Linked DNA regions of Homo sapiens: region 2 is linked to region 1. Evidence: chromatin contacts called from ENCODE Hi-C or POLR2A ChIA-PET data. All regions are on one chromosome and are shown on one strand. The core of a region is the stretch at or near the end of the contact, and the rest is flanking DNA. Distances in the headings are between cores, read along the strand shown. Region 1 holds the start of TCTN1 (tectonic family member 1). Region 2 overlaps TCTN1 (tectonic family member 1).

Evidence for each region. Hi-C counts contacts between places; a loop is a spot of excess contacts on that map. ChIA-PET counts read pairs that join two places held with the same protein, here RNA polymerase II (POLR2A). Pooled maps may share reads with other maps.
Region 2: a loop to region 1 is called in a pooled map, with 2.9 times the contacts of the local background. The contact joins the enhancer-like site here to the promoter of TCTN1 in region 1. A Hi-C loop is called at or near these places in 4 of 168 maps with a recorded cell type or tissue (B cell, CD14-positive monocyte, OCI-LY7 and 1 more), 9 of 37 single-sample maps with no recorded cell type and 15 of 50 pooled maps. POLR2A ChIA-PET finds 5 or more read pairs at or near these places in 14 of 52 experiments (A549, B cell, CD4-positive, alpha-beta T cell and 10 more).

The regions. Positions count from the first base shown.
Region 1 is chr12:110,609,972-110,616,372 of GRCh38, reverse strand. TCTN1 (tectonic family member 1) reads right to left here and starts at 2,244. Exons shown (of 15, transcript NM_001082538.3): 1 at 1,971-2,244. The coding sequence starts at 2,190. RefSeq lists an enhancer at 1,918-1,967.
Region 2 is chr12:110,644,778-110,650,755 of GRCh38, reverse strand. It overlaps TCTN1 (tectonic family member 1), which reads right to left. Exons shown (of 15, transcript NM_001082538.3): 12 at 5,627-5,789; 13 at 3,420-3,560; 14 at 2,863-3,007; 15 at 1,326-1,713. The coding sequence ends at 2,864. HVCN1 (hydrogen voltage gated channel 1) reads left to right here. Exons shown (of 8, transcript NM_032369.4): 7 at 476-588; 8 at 1,281-2,070. The coding sequence ends at 1,346. Among named protein-coding and RNA genes, the nearest start is that of TCTN1, 34 kb to the right of the region's middle. RefSeq lists an enhancer at 2,693-2,752. Within about 2 kb of position 2,940, at least 4 of the 41 ENCODE cell types and tissues checked have a DNase peak (open chromatin) inside an H3K27ac peak, as active enhancers do; they include B cell and OCI-LY7, where a contact is called at or near this core.

The sequences.
Region 1 (6,401 bases), core at 995-3,494:
GTCTGAGGTGGGAAGATCACCTGAGCCTAGGAGGTCGAGGCTGCAGTGAGCTGTGATCATGCCACTATACTCCAGCCTGAGTGACAGAGTGAGACCCTGTGACCAAAAAAAAAAAAAATAAAGTGTGAGGACAAGCACAAATTCATCCCCTATACTGGAAAAACAGCCTTGAACACATGCTATAATAATGATGTTTCAAGCATAGCTTTATTTTGGAGAGAAAATGCATTAACAGATGGAGTACTTACATGAATAAAAGACAATCCAGTCCAAAAACTTTAGAGTTTCAGGCATTGAATACTTGGCTTTCTTCTGTCCCAGTTTATCACTGATTTAACTTCCCTACTAATTCATCAAATCAACAATTTAAATATAAAACAGAGCTCTGTTTATATATTAAAATAGCAAATATATTTCTCTGTACTTTTTCTTTCAGATTACTCGTAATTCAGAAAGGAGAGCTTTTGGAGAAATAAAGGTTCAGTAACCGCAGTTAAGTCCTAGAGTTCAAGATCTCAGCTGATGACTTTTTTACTTACTAATACTGAGCCTTAATCAATTTGAGAAAAGATCTTCTTAAGAAGGGATAGGCTGGGCACAGTTGTTTACACCTGTAATCCCAGCACTTTGGAAGGCCAAGGTGGGAGGATCACTTGAGCCCAGGAGTTTGAGATCAGCCTGAACAACATAGCGAGATCTCATCTCTACTAAAAATAAAAAAATAAAAAAAGCAAGCTGGGGGAGCACGCCTGTGGTTCCAGCTACTCTGGAGGCTGAGGCAGAAGGATCCCTTGAGCCCAGCAGATTGAGACTTAAGTGAGATATAATCACGCCACTGCACTCCAGCCTGGGTAACAGAGCGAGACCTTGTCTCAAAAACAAAAAAAGAATAAAAAAAGATTAAAAGTACTGCATATCTATTGGGGTTACTCTCAATTCACACAATCGGAAAATTTTAAAAACTTTTTTTGAGATCATGAACCACTTTAAGAATCGGCTGCTATGAACTCTCATCTCAGGAAAAGGCATATTCACAAAGTTTTGCACTCAATCTTAGCGGGTCACAGTCATTCAGTGAAGTCATCCATGTCAATTTTTTTTTTTGAGACAGTCTTGCTCTGTCGCCCAGTCTGGAGTGCAGTGGTAATTACTGCAACCTCTGCCTCCTGGGTTCAAGCGAGTCTCCTGCCTCAGCCTCCCGAGTAGCTAGGATTACACCATGCCCGGCTATTTTTTCTATTTTTAGTAGAGACTGGGTTTCGCCATTTTGACCAGACTGATCTTGAACTCCTACCTCAAGCAATCCACCCGAGTTGACCTCCCAAAGTGCTGGGATTACAGGCGTGAGCCACGGCGCCAGCCAAACGTCAAATTAGATTATAAAATATTTCCACTAAATGTGTAATTCTAGAATTAATCATTTTCTGAAAAAAATGTTAATTATCCCTACATATGACTCCTAAGAAGTGAGCATAACCCCTCCCTCAATAGCTTTCCACCTCCAATTCAACACAGGAGGAATCCTGGGTTTTTAGAATTCAGGTCAACAGAGAAGGGTCTTAACATAGTCACATTTAGTAAGATAGACCTTTGGCCTCTCTTTAAGTGAAAGTTCAGTGCAGCCAAGGCACTAATTTCCACCATTGTCTCGACTTAATTTCGTCTTGGGCTGCAAGAATTCATTATTGCTCTTTGCATCACTGTTGTCTGGGACCACTTCAAGTATTTTCAAAGGTTTGATACCGTTCCACTTAAACTCTGAGACCCGGTTTTCTCATTTACCTGACAGTGATAGTAACAGCTACTTCTCAGGGTTATTGTTTAGAGAATGGACGTTTATGGAACACTCAGCAGTGTCTGCACACAGTAAGTGCTCAATAAGAGTTAGCTATCATTATTACGTCCTCACCGGGGCTGTCCCCTTGAGGTTGGATCACTGTGGACTCCAGGAGCTGGCACATGGTACCCACCGTCCGTGACTGGGGTAGGCCTGGGGCCGGAGGAGGGCCCTGGAGCCCTGGGAGTCCCGGGGGGCCTGGTCGACGGGAAAGTTCCGAAGGTGGCCAGGGCTGCCTCGGTGGAGTTGAGGCCCTCTGTCGTCACCGCCGGGGTGGCATCGGTCTGGGCGCTCACGGAGGCCCAGCAGCCCAGGAGCACCACCAGGAGCGGCGGGAGACCTCGCGGCCTCATCTCCCAGGGAGTCCCAGCGAGGCCCGCGACATGGACAGCGCGTTGCCCGGCAACCGCGACAGCCAGGCGCGGGGCATCACGGGAAGGGGCTTGCGAAGCCGCGAGAAGCTGCCGGAGACTGACTGGGGCGAAGCCTGGATGAGGCAGGGGGCGGATCCCGGATGAGGCCGGAGGGCGGCGCCTGGGTGAGGCAGCGATGGCAGGCACAGGGGCGAGCACTAGTGAGCGGGTGTGAAGCTGGCGTAAACGAGGGGCGTGTAAATCCCGGCTGTGGTTTCCAACCGGTCCGCGGCGCTTGCTTAAAAAATGCAGATTTTCTGTAGTTCCAGCTACTCGGGAGGCTGAGGCAGAAGAATCGCTTGAACCCGGGAGGTGAAGGCTACAGAGAGCCGTGAGCGTGCCACTGCACTCCAGCCTGGGCGACAGTGTGACACTCTGTCTCAACCAAAAAAAAAAAAAAAAAAAAAAAAGACGGATTTCCAGGTACCACCTCAGGAGATCCTGAGTCAGTTAGTCTAGGGCAGGACCCAGGAATCAGTTTTTGGGGGATTTTTTTTGAGACAGGGTCTCACTCTGTCGCCCAGGCTGGAGTGCAGTAGCGCGATCTCGGCTCACTGCAGCCTCGACCTCTGGGACTCAAGCAATCCTCCCACTTCAGCCTCCTGAGTAGCTGGGAACTCAGGCGCGCGCCACCATACCCAGCTAATTTTTGTATTTTTTTTTTTTTTTTTTTTTTTTTGTAAAGACGAGGTCTCCCTCCGTCGCCCGGACTGGTATCGAACTCCTGGTTCAAGTGATCCACCTGCTCCAGCCTCCTGAGTCCTGAGTAGTTGGGATTACAGGCGTGAGCCACCACTCCCAGCCAGGAATAAATATTTTTAACAAATGTCCGGACGCAAGCAGATGAGTTGGACGGAAATTTAGGAAGCGCCGTCCCAACGCCACTAACGTGGGTGTTTGGAAGGAGCACAGGGATCTGTGAGATCACTGTCTCTGAATTTTCTCTATCCCAGACTCTGTCAACACTGGCTTCACCTTTTTATTTTAGCTGCATCTCACAAGGTTGCCAGATAACTTCTGTCTGCTGTATTGTGATAAAGGGGACAAATGAACACTTAATACCTTTTATTATTTTTTGTAGAGAGGGGGTCTCACTATGTTGATCAGGCTAGTCACAAACTCCTGGCCTCAAGTGATCCTCCCGCCTCAGCCTCCCAAAGAGCTAGGATTACAGGCATGAGCCACCACGCCAGGCCTAAGAACCTATTTAAAGACAAAAATCTTTTACAAAAATTAAGTAAAATAATTTAGACATCTTAAAGGGGAAAACAAAGCAAATCCACTGTAATGCTACAAAACGACCTGGAGACCCTACGATTTAGGAAACCCTCTCCATTCTGAATGGGCTTATTTAGGAGGTACCCAAGCCCAAGAATGTTGGCTGCACCTTTGACACTTAATCTCCATACAGTTCAGAAGTAGATGTCGAAGTACTTAGACGTGGCCAGGCACAGTGGCTCACACCTGTACTCCCAGCCCTTTGGGAGGATCGCTTGAGTCCAGGAGTTGAGACCAGCCTGGGCAACATGGTGAAACCACATCTCTACAAAAAATACAAAAATTAGCCAGGTATGGTGGCACATTCCTGTAGTCCCAGCTACTCAGGAGGCTGAGGTGGAAGGATCGCCTCAGTCTGGAGAGCTTGAGGCTGCAGTAAGCCATGATAGTGCCACTGCACTCCAAAACAAAAAAACCTTAAACATAACACAGTATTTATTCAAGAAATGTATATACCAATTCAAAAGGATGTCAAACAGTATATATATCTAGTTTATTAAATGTATTTAGCAAAACTAAATCATCAAAGTGATATCTTTAGCACCTTCCTGTGGCATTCCAGAGACAGTGTATAAAAATATAATTGAATCACTCAAATGTGTAAGACAGATACTTCTTTTTTTCTGCAAAGGATTGCTTTAGCATCTGACTGAAATTCTGGACTGCTTTTAATAACTGATTAAATGCTTCCCCTTTTAAAAAAAATAACCAAAAGTAGGCCGGGCATGGTGGCTCACGCCTGTAATCCCAGCACTTTGGGAGGCTGAGGCGGGTGGATCACGAGGTCAAGAGATCAAGACCACCCTGGCCAACATGGTGAAACCCCGTCTTTACTAAAAATACAAAAATTAGCTGAGCATGGTGGTGGGCACCTGTAGTCCCAGCTACTCAGGAGGCTGAGGCGGGATAACTGCTTGAACCTGGGAGGCAGAGGTTGCAGTGAGTCGAGATCACACCGCTGCACTCCAGCCTGGTGACACAGCGAGACTCCGTCTCAAAAAAAAAAAAAAAGTATATTTTCCAAACCTTCATCTCATAACTTCTAAAACCAGGGCCTGTTTGTTTTCCTTTTTAAACCTCTTTACTTCCAGCCCTCTACTTTCTTTCCTATTCCTTAATACCTGTGAACCATTTTGTTCTATTTTCTGTTTTGAAATTTTAGACTGCTGGATTAAATTTTGATAACTCATCCTTTAGCTTTATAATTTTTTTTTTTTTTTGAGATGGAGTCTCACTCTGTCACCCAGGCTAGAGTGCAGTAGCAGGATCCCGGCTCAGTGCAACCTTTGCCTTCCAGGTTCAAGTGATTCTCCTGCCTCAGCCTCCCAAGTAGCTGGGATTATAGGCACCTGCCACCAAGCCCAGCCAATTTTTGTATTTTTAGTAGAGACGGGGTTTCACCATATTGGCCAGGCTGTTCTTGAACTCCTGACCTCAAGTGATCCGCCCACCTTGGCCTCCCAAAGTGCTGGGATTACAGGCGTAAGCCACCACTCCCATCCAGTTTTATAATTTTTGTTATGGTTATAGGACCTCTGAGGTCCTCTTCAAGTCTGATATCCCATTATTCCAACCAGGACCTGCTATGATATGATTTGCCAATTTCACCGCCTCTTTTGTCCAATCTCAAACAAACACGTGGTAGATGGCCCCAAAGTAATTTTATGATATTTGACTCTGAATGAGGATTGCACCTACCCAGATACAGTTTGCAAACATTAGGAACACTGGAACTTTTCATTTCACAGGTGACCCATTTCTGCCAGCCTGTTTTCATCTTTCAACCCAGAACACCCTTTCTCCCTTCCTTTTGTCCCTGGCCTTAGCAGGTTCCCTCATTAGGATGGAAGGACACAAGAGTGGCTAAGATCGAGCTCCATATTGTGCCCAAAACCTCAACATTTGGTTTGTGCATAAATGTTTGTGATTTCAAATATCCATCTGTTTCTCCAGGATTATTGGCATTCACAATTCCTTATAGTGTATGCTGACATTGGGAGGATCAAGACAATTCAGCTTTTTAGAATTCTGTGCTGAGAAGCTGCCATATATGAGAAGTCGCCATATATGAGAAGCCTGAAAGGAAAAAAAATCAAAGATAGGAGGAGTATGTAAGTAGGGAAAAAAAACTAAGGCTAACTTCACAAGGTAGTGTCAACCACTCTGTCTTGCTCTTTGGTGTGGTTTGAGGTGAATTGGTTATTATTGTTGTTGTTCTTGTTATTGCTGAAGTCATGGCTTCCAACCTGTTTAAAATTAATAAATTAGCTGGGCATGGTGGCACGTATCTGTGAACCCAGTTACTCTGGAGGCTGAGGTGGGAGGATCGCTTGAGGCCAGGACGTCAAGGGCTGCAGTGAGCCATGATCACACCACTGCAGTCTGGCCTAGGCAACAGAGTGAGACCCTGTCTCAAAAGAAAAAGTAGAAATTTTTTTCTAGTGATTAGTATATCTATTTTTATTAATCTCTCCCAAACATTTCACAAATGAGGTGGCAGAGTCACAAAGCTTCCTAAAGGGGTTGCTTTAGATCTACAAAGGGATCAAGACTGTGTGAAGACGGAGGATTGGCTGTACCATTTTGACTGAAGTAACTAGTCGGGTAATTGATTTCCAGATCAACGCCCAGAAGAAAATAATCCTCAACTGCTCTCATTCTCCCAGTCCCCACGTACCTCATCAACCACTGAGTACTATTCTTGTTCTTTTTTTTTTTTTTTTTTTTTTGAAATGGAGTCTTGCTCTGTCGCTCAGGCTAGTGTGCAGTGGAGCGGTCTCAGCTCACTGCAACCTCCACCTCCCAGGTTCAAGCAATTCTCCTGCCTCAGCCTCCCAAGTATCTGGGACCACAGGTGCCCGCCACCATGCCTG
Region 2 (5,978 bases), core at 1,691-4,190, 34 kb before region 1:
TGCACTGCACTCTAGCCTGGGTGACAGAGCCAGACCCCATCTCAAAAAAAAAAAAAAAAACTGGACTCTTGTCAAAGGAAAGAAAAAAAAGCCTTTCAGTTCCTACAGAAGATGCCTGTTATGGGGAAAGGGGGCATTTCCCAGCCTGTGCTTTCGTGGCATCTATGGACACCGCTGTTGTGCACCCACATGATTGTGAACAGGTTCTAGGTTAAGAATCCTAATGCTCATCTTGTCAGTGATTATTTTTAAGGATTTCTCAGCCATGCCAGCTAAAGAGAGATACTGTGTAACTGGGTACTAAGTAGCTCAGACACAAAACCCTGACCTCCCAGTTCTGATGCCCTAAAGTGATGACTGTCTCGCGTGTCTGTCACCACTCCTCCAAACTCTATACAGGTGTAAGAATACAGATTTTTTTCCTGAGTGGTTAAGTTAGAAACCAGTATCACTGAGACCCCCAATTTTATTTCAGGGATTATCATCTCAGTTAAGACACGTTCAGAACGGCAACTCTTAAGGTTAAAACAGATGAATGTACAATTGGCCGCCAAGATTCAACACCTTGAGTTCAGCTGCTCTGAGAAGGTAAGAAAGACGACACATCTGGGGACCAGGCGTGGTGGCTCATGCCTGTAATCCTAGCACTTTGGGAGGCCAAGGCAGGTGGAGCACCTGAGGTCCGGAGTTCGAGACCAGCCTGACCAACATGGAGAAACCCTGTCTCTGCTAAAAATACAAAATTAGCTGTGCATGGTGGCACATGCCTGCAATCCTAGCTACTCAGGAGGCTGAGGCAGGAGAATTGCTTGAACCCGGGAGGTGGAGGTTGTGGTGAGCCAAGATCGCGCCATTGCACTCCAGCCTGAGCAACAAGAGCAAAACTCTGTCTCAAAAAAAAAAGATATCTGGGAAGCTGGCCTCTGCCGCAGCACCCGCCTGCAGCAGAGCGCTGCTCATGCACCTAGAGCGCCCTTCCCTGGGCTGAGCCTGCCTTGTCCTTTCAGATCCAGCCCAGGCGTCACATCCTCCCTGAAGCTGTGCCCACCCCCACATCCCAGGGCTCTGCCAGGTCCCCCACGTTTGTCTTCTCACTGCTGTCACTGCTGCTCAGTGAAGCCTATCTGATTGTAGCAGTCTCCTCAGCAGACTGAATGCCACAAACAGCGTAGCTTTCATTCATCTCTGTGGTCCTGTGCCTGGGGCTCACTGAATGATTGATTGTCACATCCCTGGCGAGGCTCAAAGTAAATTCCAGTGTTTGTCTGCTTTTGCAATAGGAACAAGAAATTGAAAGACTTAACAAACTATTGCGACAGCATGGACTTCTTGGTGAAGTGAACTAGACCCGGACCAGCTCCCCTCAAAAAGAAGACACTGTCTCATGGGCCTGTGCTGTCACGAGAGGAACAGCTGCCCCTCCTGGGCCGCTTGGTGAGAGGTTTGGTTTGATACCTCTGCCTCCCTCCTGCCAGCATGGATTCTGGGTGGACACAGCCTTGTGGAAGGTCCAGTACCACCAAGAGCTGCCCATCCACTCCCACCCCACACTGTATCAAATGTATCACATTTTCTCATGTTGAACACTTTAGCCTTAATTGAAAATGAGCAACAAAGCTGGACAATTGCTAGTTGTATATAAAATTTAATCTCACCGAATGTACAGTTTTCAAATTTCACGTGTATATTAAGGAACTGATGCATCTGAGCATTCTGAAAGAAAGAAAAAGAAGCTACTTTAGCTGCCACCCCATTCTAGAAAAGTCTCTTATTTTCAAGCTGTTCTAAATAGCTTCGTCTCAGTTTCCCCAAAAGGGGTACCCAGGCCCCTCCTCTGTGTGCCCCAGCTGCATCAGCCAGCTTCTAGGTGGCTCCATTGTTTTCTGCCACCTGACAACATTTTTCCTCAATTACTGTACAACTACTGTATAAAATAAAACAACTACTGTATAAAATAAACTCTCTCTTTTCCCTGGACCCTCCTACTGTATTCTTTCCTCTGTGGCACCCATACCAGCCTGCCAGTCGGAGAGCAAGCTAGCTACAGTGCCTGGTGCAGAAATGGCAATTAGACCCAAGACTCCACTATAATTAACAAGGTATTTGGGGGAAGATCCCCTTGTAAGGGCTGTGTGCTCTTCTCGCATGATTTTATCTAATATTTTGCTATTTTTTTGTACTCATTTCAACCGGACCCAAAAAGGAAAAAACCTGAACTGAGTATTTTTAAAATAAATAACTCAAAGCAGGGGATGAATGAACTGGCCAAATCCCCCTTGCCTCTGCTGCTTCAAGTCCTGTTCATGTTCTTTACCATCTCCCCAAAGACTTTTTGGGTTCTATCATCTATGACCTATGTGTTAAGCATATTCCCCATTCAAAAGTCAGATAGAATAACATTTCCAAAAGGAAAAAAGGCAGGAAGGGAGTGGAGAAGGGCAGTGTGCTGGTTTGGAGGCAACCTCAAAGGTTAGAAGTATAATAAGGCTAGGCATGGTGGCTCACACCTGTAATCCCAGCACTTTCAGAGGCCGAGGCAGGAGGAGCACCTGAGCCCAGGAGTTTGAGACCAGCCTGGTCAACACAGCAAGACCCCATCTCTACAAACTATATTAAAATTAGCCAGGTGTTGTGGTGTGCACCTGTAGTCCCAGCTATTAGGAGGCTGAGGTGGGTGGATTGCTTGAGCCCAGGAGGTCAAGGCTGCAGTGAGCCATGATCACACCACTGCACTCCAGCCTGGGCAACAAAGCGAGACCCTCAAAAAGTATAAAATGCAGTATCCCCTAGGGACTTCTAGCCCCACGTGCACACTTTCCAAAGGGGATGACCTCAGAGGAGGGGCGTAGTTTCCTCACTTACGTCAAACAAACGGGAAGAAGAAGTTAAAGGGCAGCCTGGCATTGATGGCTGGTGGAGCTCTGAAGCCTGCCTCTGCAGGTGCAGACACATCCACAAAAGTAACCGCAGTGGAAATAAGAATCGTCCTTTCATTTCCTGAGTTGGCCTGTAATAAACAGAGAGATGCAAGGCCCACCCTCCAGTGTGCTCCCAGAATGACAACAATGAGACACTTTTCATTCTCTTCCTCACCCAACTACTGTCAGTTCATGAATCTGATAGGTCCTGGAGCACTAATTGGCCATTAACTTGGATGAGAGAAACAATTTTACCAGGGTGTCTGATTAACACGTGAATATCATAATTTTCATGAGAATTTTAAAGATCCAATCTGAACCAGAATGCTAATGTAAGTAGAACCATCGTCAGTGTTTCTAAGAATGACTGCTGAAATATTTTATGAACCCCCATGGTTTAAATTATAATCTTTTTCACAAAGTAATACCTGTCACCTACCACACTTGAGTTGTGTCTAGACTTCTGTCTTAACCTATGCCTTTAAACTAGGTTAGGCCTACCTCAGGAAAGGAGGATGAAATTAGATTTGCAGTTACATTGACTATTTTGGCCTGTGGATTCAGCAGGGATCCGTATTTAGTCCACTTCACTTCTATAACCAAAGCCCCTGGGAGCTGGCAGGAATCCTGCAAAACAAAATGCTGTTAATCCATTAGAATCTTACAAAACTGCAAGTCAGACTTAATCTGCAGTTCAGAGTTTTAATTATAAAAGGTTTCACATATTACAAAATGTTCTGAACAAGAAAATGAATAGACTCTACAAGTTCAGATAAAAACAGCTTAGAGAATATACGTGTTTTAAAGTAACTCAATGCCCCAAAAATATTTTTAACAGCTGAAGCGTAATTTTTCCATCTCCTCCTATTTCTAAAAATGCCGACATCACCTGAAACTGCGGTAGTGCCAATACCCAACTGTGGACCATTTAGGGCCATAACTGCTCTAACTTCATCTACCTGTTTATAGCGGCCTCACAGACTTCAGGAAAGAAACTGGTGGGAGGGATGGAGGGGGAGAAATAATTATTAGCAGACAAAACCTGATTGCATGTCATGTTAAAATGCTCTAAGGGGAAATTTAAGTGCTTTCTTTTCATTTACCTAATTTCATCAATTGGCAATTAAGATGTGACATCTAGGTAATCCAGGCAGTGTCCGTATGTTGTCAAAGACATCAACTCTTCAACTGCATCAGGAACACTGCTGGTGCCACGAAGGAGCTGAGCTGCCCCTTTGGTTGGCTGCTTTGGCAGCCAGCTCTAAGGCCTCTGACCCAAGGGAAAAAGGGGCCGTGGGCTTTCCAGGGCTTTTTCCTGCCTTGGCAGTCTCTCCGGTTGGCAAATGTGGTAACTGTTGAAGCTGCAGGCTGGGTACGTGGGGACTCCATGGTACTATTCTACTTTTGTGTGTGTCTGACATTTTTTCATTAAAAAAAAAAAGCTTTAAAATACATCTCTTCAGGATATGAAAACCTCACAGGCCTGCTAAATTTGGTGGCTGCGAAAAAAGCACTGATGGAATTCCTTAGCTTGGAACCGCCTTTAAAAACCATGCAGACTGAACAATCCTCTCGAATACCCTGTTCTTAGGAGACAATGCAGCATGCAGCTGGTGGAAACTGAGTTTAGCAGGTGCTCGTGCCTGCCTCTACCTGGGTTGCCGGCAGAGTTGGTACAAAACCTGCTGCTGCAGGCCCTCTGAGCACCCAGGATCAGCACAGACCCTGACGGTGCCATGTGCGCACTGCTGCCTCTCCTCCCAACCCATGTCTTCCCTTCTGAGGAGGAGTAATAACTGCACATCTTCACCCATGGCCAAGAAGCCAGAAGCGATGTGCCTGGTTCTGGTGGGAGAGTTGAGTCAAGACTTCGCAGTGGAACGGCAGGGACTGAGTAATCCCGGGTCTCTGCTGGCCTCGGTGGGAGGGCGGATCAGAGAAGTGAGCAGTCCTCACCCCCGTTATGCCCATGCTAGAAATATTCGGAGCGGATAATGAGAGGTCTGAAGAAAGCGTGACAAGAACAAGCTGGGCAATTACAGGCTAAGATGGAGAGCACGCCCCTGGGCCAGGGCCGGCCCACACGCTGACTGCTAAGACAAAAGAAAAAGGTGGGCAGAAGCATCATGTGTGACCGGGAACCTATCTGTAGGATTGTCAACTTCCATTCAACTCTGTGAGGAACTGTGGCAGTGAAAACTCTCAGGTGTGGGCTGCCTGTGTAGAACAGGGGACAATGGGTGGGAGAGCCACATGCACGGAAGTCAGTCTCAGTCTTTGATACAGGACTCAACATTCGTCTATCGTGTCATGAGATGCCTGGAGAGGGCTCGGGGGACACCAGCAATCACAATGATGGTAGCAACAGGATGAGGATCACAGAGGTTCCCATTTATGGACCACTAGGCACCATGCCCAGGGCCACATAAATGTTACCTCACTTAACCCTCTCAATGCCCCATGAGGCCATTCACTCACTATTGACTAGCGTTCCCATTTCACAGATGAAAACAGAGGCTCAAAGCCATAAAACTGCTGGCCAGAGGCAACATTGCTAACAAGGGGCAAAAATCAGTATCCAAGATTCAGCCCGCGCTCCCACTCAGGGCCATCCTGCCTCCTTAACAGCTGGCTTCCCCGGCTGCCTTCATCACACCACCTGGAAGACAGAGACCACTAGCATGGAACCTGTACCTTCTCCCCTTTACCTTCCTGTTGAATGACTGGGTGATGAAGTGGATGGGCACCCAGTCCAGCATGTCCTGGGCCTGGGAATTTCCAAAAGGGGCCACGTAATCTGGGAAGCCCTGGCCCCACAGCAGGCTCTTCACCTTCTGTGCTACGAGCTGACACGGGAGAGCTCCAGTCAGTCTTGGTGAAGGAAAAAGAAGTCAACTGAATGAGGCTGTTGTTCATCCACCAGCAGTTTTTCATTTTCTTCTTCCTTTCCTTCCCTTTGTTTATTTATTTTTGAGATAAGGTCTCACTCTGATGCCCAAGCTGGAGTGCAGTGGCACCATCATAGCTCCCTGCAGCCTCAAACTCCTGGGCTCATGCAAT